Regions from separate parts of the Homo sapiens genome. Here region 1 is linked to region 2. Evidence: read pairs that join two places in POLR2A ChIA-PET (ENCODE). Cell type or tissue: endothelial cell of umbilical vein. All regions are shown on one strand. Each heading gives the region's core, and the rest is flanking DNA. Links, peaks and the distances in the headings are about the cores only. Region 1 has its middle 12 kb from the start of RAB27A. Region 2 overlaps CCPG1 (cell cycle progression 1).

Region 1 (9,386 bases), core at 2,844-5,343, 59 kb before region 2:
TATCAGGCAAGCCTTCTTTTGAGATCATCTTATCTGAATTGCTGCAGTCCTAAAAAATGTCTAGTAAGAAATTGTGTCAAAGAAATACGTGCATGTGTGTGAAACATGCAAGCCGTGCAAAGCATAAGATGCATGAAGGACATGAGAGAATTTCTTGTGGGTTATTGCCTGGAAACAGCTTTTAGCTGTAGACATGCAAGCATGAGCTCCTCTCCTTTGTGCTCTCCTAGCTCCAATTTGTCTGGGTCTGAGTAAAGTGGACTTTATCCTGTAACTGCAACTTTCATAGCACCATGGGGTGATCAAGAAGGCAGCTGTCCCCTCCCTAATCTGACAGTAGCACAGCACATTCTGCAGGCCATTCAGCTGGGGCCTCTTACCAGTGCCATCCAACAACTGAGAACAAACCAGCATGGAAGGTACAGTTCCCTGGGCATTGTCCATTTGCATTGACTGGAACAGCCAGTTTATGAGAAGAGGAAATTGGCTTCCTTGTCCCCACCCAGGGCCCTGCATTTTCATTTGTGCTGGGCCCCACAAATTACGCAGCCAGCCCTGATAGTAGTAATGGATTGTAACCCACAAAATAGGAATCCATGAATCATGCTAGTACATCATTTCTGTATATTTCTACCAAATTGAATCTATGAAATAATAAAAAACCATCAACAAACCCAATTTAATAGACATTCTACAACACAGCAGGCCAGCATTCTTAAAAAATCCCAGTTGTGGCCAGGCACAGTGGCTCATGCCTGTAATCCCAGCACTTTGGGAGGCCGAGGTGGGCATATCATGAGGTCAGGAGATCGAGACCGTCCTGGCTAACACAGTGAAACCCCGTCTCTACTAAAAAAAATACAAAAAATTAGCTGGGCATGGTGGCAGGCAACTGTAGTCACAGCTACTTGAGAGGCTGAGGCAGGAGAATGGTGTGAACCCGGGAGGCAGAGCTTGCTGTCAGCCAAGATTGCACCACTGCACTCCAGCCTGGATGACAGAGCAAGACTCCGTCTCAAAAAAAAAAAAAAAAAAAGTCAGTTGTGGGCCGTATTGGGGAACCTGCCCCGATAGTCACATAGGTTCTTTTCTACTTTCCCTAAGCATCGGCCAGCTTGAGAAATAAAGGGACAGAGTACAAAAGAGAGAAATTTTAAAGCTGGGCGACCGGGGGAGACATCACATGTCGGTAGGTTCCGTGATGCCCCACGAGCTGCAAAAACCACCAAGTTTTTATTAGGGATTTTCAAAAGGGGAGGGAGTGTGTGAATAGGTGTGGGTCACAGACATCAAGTACTTCACAAAGTAATAGAATATCACAAGGCAAGTGGAGGCAGGGCGAGATCACAGGACCACAGGACTGGGGTGAAATTAAATTTGCTAATGAAGTTTCAGGCACCAGTGTCACTGATAACATCTTATCAGGAGACAGGGTTTTGAGAGCAACCAGTCTGACCAAAATTATTAGGCGGGAGTTTCTTCTTCCTAATAAGCCTGGGAGCGCTATGGGAGACTGGGGTCTATTTCACCCCTACAGTCTACAGGCCATAAAAGATGGGCACACCCAGGGGGGCCGTCTATAGACCTATACCCCCAGGTGCGTATTCTCTTTCCCAGGGATGTTCCTTGCTGAGAAAAAGAATTCAGCAATATTTCTCCCATTTGCTTTTGAAAGAAGAGAAATATGGCTCTGTTCTGCCTGGCTCACCAGCAGTCAGAGTTTAAGGTTATCTCTCTTAATCCCTGAACAATTGCTGTTATCCTGTTCTTTTTTCAAGGTGCCCAGATTTCATATTGTTCAAACACACATGCTGTATAATTTGTGCAGTTAATGCAATTATTACAGGGTCCTGAGGTGACATACATCCTCCTCAGCTGACAGGATTAAGAGATTAAAGTAAAGACAGGCATAGAAAATCACAACGGTATTGATTGGGGAAGTGATAAGTGTCCATGAAATTGTCACAATTTATGTTTAGAGATTGCAGTAAAGACAGGCACAAGAAATTATAAAAGTATTAATTTGGGGAACTAATAAATGTCCATAAAATCTTCACAATCCACGTTCTTCTGCCATGGCTTCAGCCGGTCCCTCCATTTGGGGCCCCTGACTTCCCGCAACAGGGCCGGCCACGGTGCCTCATGCCTGTAATCCCAGCACTCTGGGAGGCCAAGGTGGGTGAATCACCTGAGGTCAGGAGTTCAACACCAGCCTGGCCAACATGGCAAAACCCCGTCTCTACTAAAAATACAAAAATTAGCCGGGCATTGTGGCTCACACCTGTAATCCCAGCTACTCGGAAGGCTGAGGCAGGAGAATTGCTCCAACCCAGGAGGCTGAGTTGCAGTGAGCCAAGATCACACCACTGCACTCCAGCCTAGGTGACACAGTGAGAATCTGTCTCAAAAAAAAAAAAAAAAAAAGTCAGTTGTGAAAGGCAGTGACTGAGAAACTGGCTCCAGAATAAAGGAAACAAGAGACATGACAACTAAATTCAAATATGATTCTGGATTAGTTCTGGGACCAGAAAAAAACAAGTTTATCTTATTCTAAAGGACATTAATGGGACTTGGGAGAATTTGGATGATACATGAAATTAGATAATAATGTTATAGCAATCCTAATTTCTTTTTTTTTCTTTTTTTTTTTTGAGATGGAGTCTCACTCTGTCACCCAGGCTGGAGTGCAATGGCGCGATCTCAGCTCACTGCAAGCTCCGCCTCCTGGGTTCATGCCATTCTTCTGCTTCAGCCTCCCAAGCAGCTGGGACTACAGGCGCCCGCCACCACACCCGGCTAATTTTTTGTATTTCTAGTAGAGACGGGGTTTTACCACGTTAGCCAGGATGGTCTCGAGCTCCTGACCCCGTAATCCGCCCGCCTCGGCCTCCCAAAGTGCTGGGATTACAGGCATGAGCCACCGCGCCTGGCCAATCCTAATTTCTTGATCATTATATTGTGATTATGAAAGAAAGTATCTTTGTATTTAGGAATGAAATACTCAGGAACAAAAGGGCAACCTGCGTATGACTTACTCTCAAAAGATTCATGAAAATTATAATATGCTTGCGTGTGTGTATATATAAGTATACATAGACTGTCATGGGAAGCAAGTCGGGAGTGCAACCAGGGTGTCTTGACCCAGAGAGATCTGTGGTGATGGCAAACAGATACGGTATTCTGAAAGGAAAGACAAAAGGGGTGTTTCTTGGCCAGGCTTCATGGCTCACACCTGTAATTTCAGCACTTTGGGAGGCTGAGGTGGGCAGATCACCTGAGGTCGGGAGTTTGAGACCAGCCTGACCAACATGGAGAAACCCCGTCTCTACTAAAAATACAAAATTAGCCAGGCATAGTGGTACCTGCCTGTAATCCCAGCTACTCAGGAGGCTGAGGCAAGAGAATCGCTTGAACCCGGGAGGTGGAGGTTGCAGTAAGCCGAGAGTGTGCCATTGCACCCCAGTCTGGGCAACAAGAGCGAAACTCTGTCTCCAAAAAAAAAAATGGGGAGGGTGTTTCTTGACTTACATATAGTTTTCATAAAGGCAGGGGGCGAGGGCAGGATGGTAGGAAATCAAGAACTAGTGGATAGAAGGCTGATGTCAGTCTCTACAATGGAAATCATGGTCCCTCACAAGTTTACTGATCTAAGTCATTTCACAGACTTCATAGACTTAGAGCCCAGTGATTTAAATAGCTGTATCCACCCCTGGGGAAGGACTCTTCAATGCCACAAAAATATGCAATAACCATTCTCTTGCTCTTTTTCTCAAGAGACCCAAAGCCATTAACCAGGCAGATGTGCACTGGGGAAAGAAAAATACTCAGACTTTGATGGCCACTGGATACAGGCCCTAAGTTGACACTGGTACAAGCAGACTAGAAAATGCCACCGTGACCTTTCAGTTAAGAGTGGGAGTTCATGGAGGTTAAAGGATGAATGCAGCTTTGGACCAAACTAATCTAACAGGACCCACTTTGCAGGACTTTTTTCTCCTGGGCTCAAGCGATTCTCCTGCCTTAGCCTCCCAAATAGCTGGGATCACAGGCACAAACTACCACGCTCGGCTAATTTTTCTATTTTTGGTAGAGACAGGTTCAACATATTGGCCATTAAAATGTCATTTAAAATGACAATTTAAAAAATAGATGGATTATAGACTACCACAAGAGCAAAAAAACACTGGTCTGCCTTAACTGCAGCTGCTAGTTTGGATGCAGTATCATATTTTAATGACAGCTTTGAGATATAACTCACACACAATAAAGTTCACCCCTTAAAAGTGTACAATTCAGTGGTTTGCATGCAGTGTCTTTATGACAGCTTTGAGATATAATTCACACACAATAAAGTTCACCCTTTAAAAGTGTATGATTTGGTGGTTTTTAATATATTCACAAAGTTATACATTGATCACCACTATCTACTTCCAGAACATTTTCATCACCCTAAAAATCTTTTTTTTTTTTTTTTTTTGAGGCGGAGTCTCACTGTTTCCCAGGCTGGAGTGCAGTGGCATGATCTTGGCTCACTGCATCCTCCAGCCCCCTGGGTTCAAGCAATTCTCCTCCCTCAACGTCCTGAGTAGCTGGGACTACAGGCGTGTGCCACCATACCTTGCTAATTTTTGTATTTTCAGTAGAGATAGGGTTTCACCGTGTTGGCCAGGCTGGTCTTGAACTCCTGACCTCATGTGATCCACCCACCTCTGCCTCCCAAAGCATTGGGATTATAGACATGAGCCACCATGCCCAGTTCATCACCCTAAAAATAATCCCCACGGCCGGGGGCAGTGGCCTGGCCAATATGGTGAACCTGTCTCTACCAAAAATAGAACAATTAGCCGACCATGGTAGTTTGTGCCTGTGATCCCACCTATTCGGGAGGCTAAGGCAGGAGAATCGCTTGAACCCGGGAGGCAAAGGTTGCAGTGAGTCAAGATCACACCACTGCACTCCAGCCTGGGTGACAGAGGGAGACTCTGTCTCAAAAAAAAAAAAAAAAGTCAGAGTGAGACCTCATCTCAAAAACAACAACAACACCCGCCGCCACGCCTGACTGGTTTTGGTGGAGACGGGGTTTCGCTGTGTTGGCCGGGCCGGTCTCCAGCCCCTAACCGCGAGTGATCCCGCCAACCTCGGCCTCCCGAGGTGCCGGGATTGCAGACGGAGTCTCGTTCACTCAGTGCTCAATGGTGCCCAGGCTGGAGTGCAGTGGCATGATCTCGGCTCACTACAACCTACACCTCCCAGCCGCCTGCCTTGGCCTCCCAAAGTGCCGAGATGGCAGCCTCTGCCCGGCCGCCACCCCGTCTGGGAAGTGAGGAGCGTCTCTGCCTGGCCGCCCATCGTCTGGGATGCGAGGAGCCCCTCTGCCTGGCTGCCCAGTCTGGAAAGTGAGGAGCGTCTCCGCCCGGCCACCATCCCATCTAGGAAGTGAGGAGCGCCTCTTCCCAGCCGCCATCACATCTAGGAAGTGAGGAGCGTCTCTGCCCGGCCGCCCATCGTCTGAGATGTGGGGAGCGCCTCTGCCCCGCCGCCCCATCTGGGATGTGAGGAGCACCTCTGCCCGGCCGAGACCCCGTCTGGGAGGTGAGGAGCATCTCTGCCCGGCCGCCCCGTCTGAGAAGTGAGGAGACCCTCTGCCTGGCAACCACCCCGTCTGAGAAGTGAGGAGCCCCTCCGTCCGGCAGCTGCCCCGTCTGAGAAGTGAGGAGCCTCTCCGCCCGGCAGCCACCCCATCTGGGAAGTGAGGAGCATCTCCGCCCGGCAGCCACCCCGTCCAAGAGGGAGGTGGGGGGGGGTCAACCCCCCGCCCGGCCAGCCGCCCCATCCGGGAGGGAGGTGGGGGATCAGCCCCCCCGCCCGGCCAGCCGCGCCATCCGGGAGGGAGGTGGGGGGGTCAGCCCCCCGCCTGGCCAGCCGTGCCGTCCGGGAGGGAGGTGGGGGGGTCAGCCCCCCGCCCGGCCAGCCGCCCCGTCCGGGAGGTGAGGGGCGCCTCTGCCCGGCCGCCCCTACTGGGAAGTGAGGAGCCCCTCAGCCCGGCCAGCCGCCCTGTCCGGGAGGGAGGTGGGGGGGTCAGCCCCCCGCCTGGCCAGCCGCCCCGTCCGGGAGGGAGGTGGGGGGGTCAGCCCTCCGCCCGGCCAGCCGCCCCGTCTGGGAGGTGAGGGGCGCCTCTGCCCGGCCGCCCCTACTGGGAAGTGAGGAGCCCCTCTGCCCGGCCAGCCGCCCCGTCCGGGAGGGAGTTGGGGTGTCAGCCCTCCGCCCGGCCAGCCGCCCCGTCTGGGAGGTGAGGGGCGCCTCTGCCCGGCCGCCCCTACTGGGAAGTGAGGAGCCCCTCTGCCCGGCCAGCCGCCCCGTCCGGGAGGGAGGTGGGGGGGTCGGCCCCCCGCCCGGCCAGCCGCCCCGTCCGGGAGGGAGGTGAGGGGGTCGGCCCCCCGCCCGGCCAGCCGCCCCGTCCGGGAGGGAGGTGGGGGGGGTCAGCCCCCCTGCCCGGCCAGCCGCCCCGTCCGGGAGGTGAGGGGCACCTCTGCCCGGCCACCCCTACTGGGAAGTGAGGAGCCCCTCTGCCCGGCCAGCCGCCCCGTCCGGGAGGGAGGTGGGGGGGTCAGCCCCCCGCCCGGCCAGCCGCCCCGTCCGGGAGGGAGGTGGGGGGGGTCAGCCCCCCTGCCCAGCCAGCCGGCCCGTCCGGGAGGTGAGGGGCGCCTCTGCCCGGCCGCCCCTACTGGGAAGTGAGGAGCCCCTCTGCCCGGCCACCACCCTGTCTGGGAGGTGTGCCCAACAGCTCATTGAGAACAGGCCAGGATGACAATGGCGGCTTTGTGGAATAGAAAGGCGGGAAAGGTGGGGAAGAGATTGAGAAATCGGATGGTTGCCGTGTCTGTGTAGAAAGAGGTAGACATGGGAGACTTTTCATTTTGTTCTGCACTAAGAAAGGTTCCTCTGCCTTGGGATCCTGTTGATCTGTGACCTTACCCCCAACCCTGTGCTCTCTGAAACATGTGCTGTGTCCACTCAGGGTTAAATGGATTAAGGGCGGTGCAAGATGTGCTTTGTTAAACAGATGCTTGAAGGCAGCATGCTCGTTAAGAGTCATCACCACTCCCTAATCTCAAGTACCCAGGGACACAAACACTGCGGAAGGCCGCAGGGTCCTCTGCCTAGGAAAACCAGAGACCTTTGTTCACTTGTTTATCTGCTGACCTTCCCTCCACTATTGTCCCATGACCCTGCCAAATCCCCCTCTGTGAGAAACACCCAAGAATTATCAATAAAAAAATAAATTTAAAAAAAAGAAAAAAAAAAGTCATCTCCACTAGTAATCATTCTCCATCCCCCCTTCATTCAACCCCTGTCAGCCACTAATCTACTTTCTGTCTCTAGACATTTACCTGTTCTAGACATGTCATACAAATGAAAACATACCAATAGGTGCCATCTTGTGCATGGCTTATTTCGTAATGTATTCTAATTTTTTCCATGTTATAGCACATACTTCATTTATCTTCTTGGCTGAATAATATTCCATTATACGGAAATACCACTTATTTATCCATTCATCAGTTAATGGACACTTGGGTTTTTTCCACTTTTTGGCTATTATGAATAATGTGATGAACATTCATTTACCAGCTTTAGTGTGAACATATATATATATATATATGGTGTGTGTGTATTTTGTTTGGTTTTGTTTTTGCAGTTGCAAGATTTCATAGAGTGAAAACGGAGCTCCCATACAAAGGGAGGGGACCCAAAGAGGGTAGCAGTTGCTGGCTGGAATGCCTGAGTTTATATCCCAATCATTGTCCTTCCCACTGTGCTCTCAGGCGATAGATGATTGGCTATTTCTTTTCCTCCTGTTTTTGCCTAATTAGCATTTTAGTGAGATCTCTTTACTACCTGATTGGTCAGGTGTGAGCTAAGTTGCAAGCCCCATGCTTAAAGGTGGATGCAGTCACCTTCCCAGCTAGGCTTAGGGATGCTTAGTCAGCCTAGGAAATCCAGCTAGCCCTGTCTCTCAGTCCCTACTCCACAGGAAAACCCAAGTGCTTTTGGGGAGGTTGGCCGACAACCATTCTAACTGCTTCCTGCTGAACTGGGGCATGGTAGGGGCTGTGCAGTTGAGATTTCCTCGGGAGAGGTGACTTTGATGTCATTAACATTGGAGCATGGGCTAGCAGGCTGGTCCAGGGGTCCACGGTAGATCTTAGTCATGGACTGCATCTGGGGCTCCATTTGAAGAACCATTTGTAGCTTTACAGCTTCGATTCTGGAAGAGACAAACTTAACAAGGAGGTTAAAGATACAGGGTCCAAAGAGGAGTAACAATATTATAGCTGCTAGAGGTCCCAAGAAGGGGAGAATCCAGAGCATCCATTGGCTGAGGAGGCCCCAAGTCCGGTGTTTTGAAGCTCCTCTGCTCTACGTTGTATTTGATCTTGAATTTAACTTTCTTGGTGACAATTCCAGATTGATTAACATAATAACAGCATTCTTCTCCTAAAAATAAACAGATTCCCCCTCTTTCAGTGGTTAGCAAGTCTAAAACTCTTTGATTTTGAAGGACTACTGCTGCTAGGAAGTTAAGTTGATCTTGCTCGGTGACCAGGGAATCGGCGACCTGTTCCATGTCACCATTTATTTCTTGAAATAGTTTGTAGTAGAACTGAGTACAGGTTGTGATACCGCCAGTGCCAGTACCTATTCCGCCTAGCACTCCTGCTCCAATAACAAAAGGAAGAATGGGTACTCTTTTGTTGCAGGGGTTAGGTATGACATGATTGTATGAATCTTGTTCAGTGTAGATGGTCATGGGGGGCACTAAGAATGACAGGAAGCACATAGATTCTGAAGAGCCATTCAAACAACAATAGGCTGAGGTACCACAGACAAAAAATATTCCTGAGGGTAGGCAGACTATTCGTGGGGGGGAGTTACCCACCTGATGCATTGGGAGTTGGTTGTGTCTATCGTATTGCTAAATTTTACACAGGTGAGGTTTGAGGTATGGGTTATTTCCAGATTGGAAACAAGAGGTCCTACTAAAACGGAAGTGGTGTTTATGTGTTGAAGTTGTTCCCTTGTTCAGGTACAGGGATTGAAATGTATGGCCTTAAGTGCAGAGGGAGGCACATCCAACAGTTAGTAGGGTTTTGGGCCGAGACCTCATGAAACCCAGTGAGGGTGGTATTAAATAGGCTTACCAGGCGAGTATGGGTACGGAGGGTTTCATGTAGTTTTGAGAGATCTAGTCCTTTGTAGGGGCTAGGCGTGCTATGTACTCAGGTCAGTTGGGAGATTACTTCCTTTACGTGTTTTTCTCTTGCCTGATCTTGAACTCCACCCCTATCAGACATACCAGTATGGGTGAACTAAGTCCAACAGAC
Region 2 (2,500 bases), core at 1-2,500:
GGATTTTATATATTCTTAACTGATTTTTAAGATAAAAATTAAACCATTTGCTCAAGTCAAAGTGATCACGTTATAATGAAATGTTCCATTTGTAACAGCTAATAATTTTTAGACTCCATCTTTCAATTTATTCTGAATTCTCTCAGTGGCCATAAAGCACAACTCTTAGAAACGGTAACCTTACAAGAAACTCATCAAATCATAAAAATGCTATCCAATCTACAAATGTTACAAACTACTGTAATGACACGGTTTTATGTAAACCGACCTGGGTCCATATGGAGGGGAAAAAGTGTGACCAAAGAAGTGTCTATATATATATTCATCCAACTTCTCAAATACTCCATCATTATCTACTTCATATTCCTTCATGTTTCTAAGATAATCTTTAACATCATTAACAAAGTCAGTGAAGAGCTTCTGATCATGTATAAAGACACCGTTTAGGAAAAACTTATTGATGAACTGATCAAGTTCGTTCCAGTGACAAAAAGTATCCAGTTCTTTTAACATGTACCTTTGAATTATCTGTCTAAATTCATCCATCCTTATAGGATTCACCACTGTGTTAAAAAGGCTCATGGACTCTTGTTGAGCACAATCAAATACACCAGAACAAGCCTTTCTGAAAGAATGAGAATTTTCTCTACAATCATGCCCAGGACTGCATTTCTTTGAATTTGTATTTTTTCTGAATTCTTTAAAGTGAACTGGCTTTTCTTTCCTTCCATCATTTTGCATAGTAGGGCCTCTATTATGATGGTTTTCTGTAGGTGCCTTATACTGTGGATGTAAATAGTCACTAAAAACTGTTCTTGGTTTTTCAGCTGCTTCTTTTGTAGCACCAAATCTTTTATTACCCTTTTCATCAAAGATATTCTTGGTGGTATCTTTAAAGTGTCTGAAAGTGGATTTAACTGAATCTGAGAATTTTTTCAGATTTTCCTTCACAGCTTCTTTAGCCTGCTTAATTTTCTCTTTATGATGCCTTACAAACTCCTTGGTAGAATTCTTCATGGCATCAAATGTTTCCTTAACTGAACCCAAAAATGTTTCCTTTGACTTATTTTTAGCCCTGTGGCTTCCTCTGCCCCCTTTCTTTTTTCCATCTGTTCCTTGTTTTCCATTTTGATCTTTTGCCTCAACATACAATCTTTCCCACAAATCAGAACGCTGCTGTTCGAAGGTTAGCTTCCGTTCCAGCTCAGTGAGTCTTTCCCGTAAGATTGCTATTTCCTTTTTTTCAGTATATACATTGGGAGAATCTGACTTGCCATGTAACTGACTACCACTTAACTGCTGGAGTTCCCCCCTTAAAGCCGTAGTTACTAGTCGTTCTCTCTCCAGTTCTCTCTTTAGCATCTTTGCTTCTGTCAACAGAGTCTCCCTTTGACTAAGAAAGCTGTGTTTTTTCTGCTTTTCCTCTTCCAAATGCTGCTTAAGTTTCTGATTTTCTTTAACTAATTCAGTACTTGTCCCTTTATCTTCCAATATTCTAATCTGTTCTCTTAGTTTGTTTAACTCTTCCTGTAATGAGGATAAGGCTTTTTCTTCCTTCTCCAAGGATACTCTTAAATACTGATTTTCTGTAGCAAGGTTCGTTTTCTGAGTTTCAAAGGACATCTTCTCTGCTTCAGTAAGTGTCCAACACCTTGCAAGATTTTCTTTCAATGACTACATTTTTTTTTGAAAGAGAAGAAATAAAATGTCAAATGCTTTAAAAGCTGAATTTAAATCTTCAAGATATAATACCCCATAAGCTTTTGTGTCTTTACTTCTACAGATACAACCCCCCGGGTAGTATTTTCAATAGTATAAACATTGGGAAATACAAGGTTCATATGCAAGAAAACGCAGAGCAGAGAGCTACATCAAATTGAGAACTACAGCATGGTGTAAGAATTTTTTTTTTTTTGAGATGGAGTCTCACTCTGTCGTCCAGACTAGAGTGCAGTGGCGCAATCTCGGCTCACTATAACCTCTGCCTCTTGAGTTCAAGCGACTCTCCAGCCTCCCAAAGTGCTGGCATTATAGGCATGAACCACCGCGCCTGGCTGGAAGAATTTAAAAGACAGAAAGTTAGCTAGAGCTTGCAGGACTAAAGGCTTTTCTGAATCAGGAAAAGAGATTACCTTTTATAAAAGGTAAAATTATTAGCTGGGCGCGGTGGCTCATGCCTGTAATCCCAGCACTTTGGGAGGCTGAGGTGGGTGGATCACGAGATCAAGAGATCAAGACCATCCTGGCCTACGTGGTGAAACCCCATCTCTACTAAAAATACAAAAATTAGCTGGGCATGGTGGCATGCACCTGTAGTCCCAGCTACTTGGGAGGATGAGGCAGGGGAATCGCTTGAACCCGGGAGGCGAATGTTGCAGTGAGCCGAGATCGCACCACTGCACTCCAGCCTGGCGACAGAGCGAGACTCTGTCTCAAAAAAAAAACAAATAAAAAATAAAAGTAAAATTACATCGAGAGCTGACTTACGGCTTCAAAAATT

What was found. ChIA-PET counts read pairs that join two places held together with the same protein. Peaks named below come from ENCODE experiments on the same cell type or tissue, not always from the same donor. Only the 100,000 strongest peaks of a DNase experiment are listed, where the experiment ranks them.
Region 1: POLR2A ChIA-PET joins it to region 2 with 12 read pairs; 9 of 35 experiments call an interaction of 5 or more read pairs at or near these places.

The regions. Positions count from the first base shown.
Region 1 is chr15:55,297,188-55,306,573 of GRCh38, forward strand. It overlaps a transcript of RAB27A not described here. Among named protein-coding and RNA genes, the nearest start is that of RAB27A, 12 kb to the left of the region's middle. In endothelial cell of umbilical vein, for the core only: no CTCF peak of the experiment used is centred there; no DNase peak of the experiment used is centred there.
Region 2 is chr15:55,359,271-55,361,770 of GRCh38, forward strand. CCPG1 (cell cycle progression 1) reads right to left here. Exons shown (of 9, transcript NM_001204450.2): 8 at 269-1,674. It overlaps DNAAF4-CCPG1 (DNAAF4-CCPG1 readthrough (NMD candidate)), which reads right to left. Exons shown (of 16, transcript NR_037923.1): 15 at 269-1,674. Among named protein-coding and RNA genes, the nearest start is that of MIR628, 13 kb to the right of the region's middle. In endothelial cell of umbilical vein, for the core only: no CTCF peak of the experiment used is centred there; a DNase peak (open chromatin) is centred at 1,181.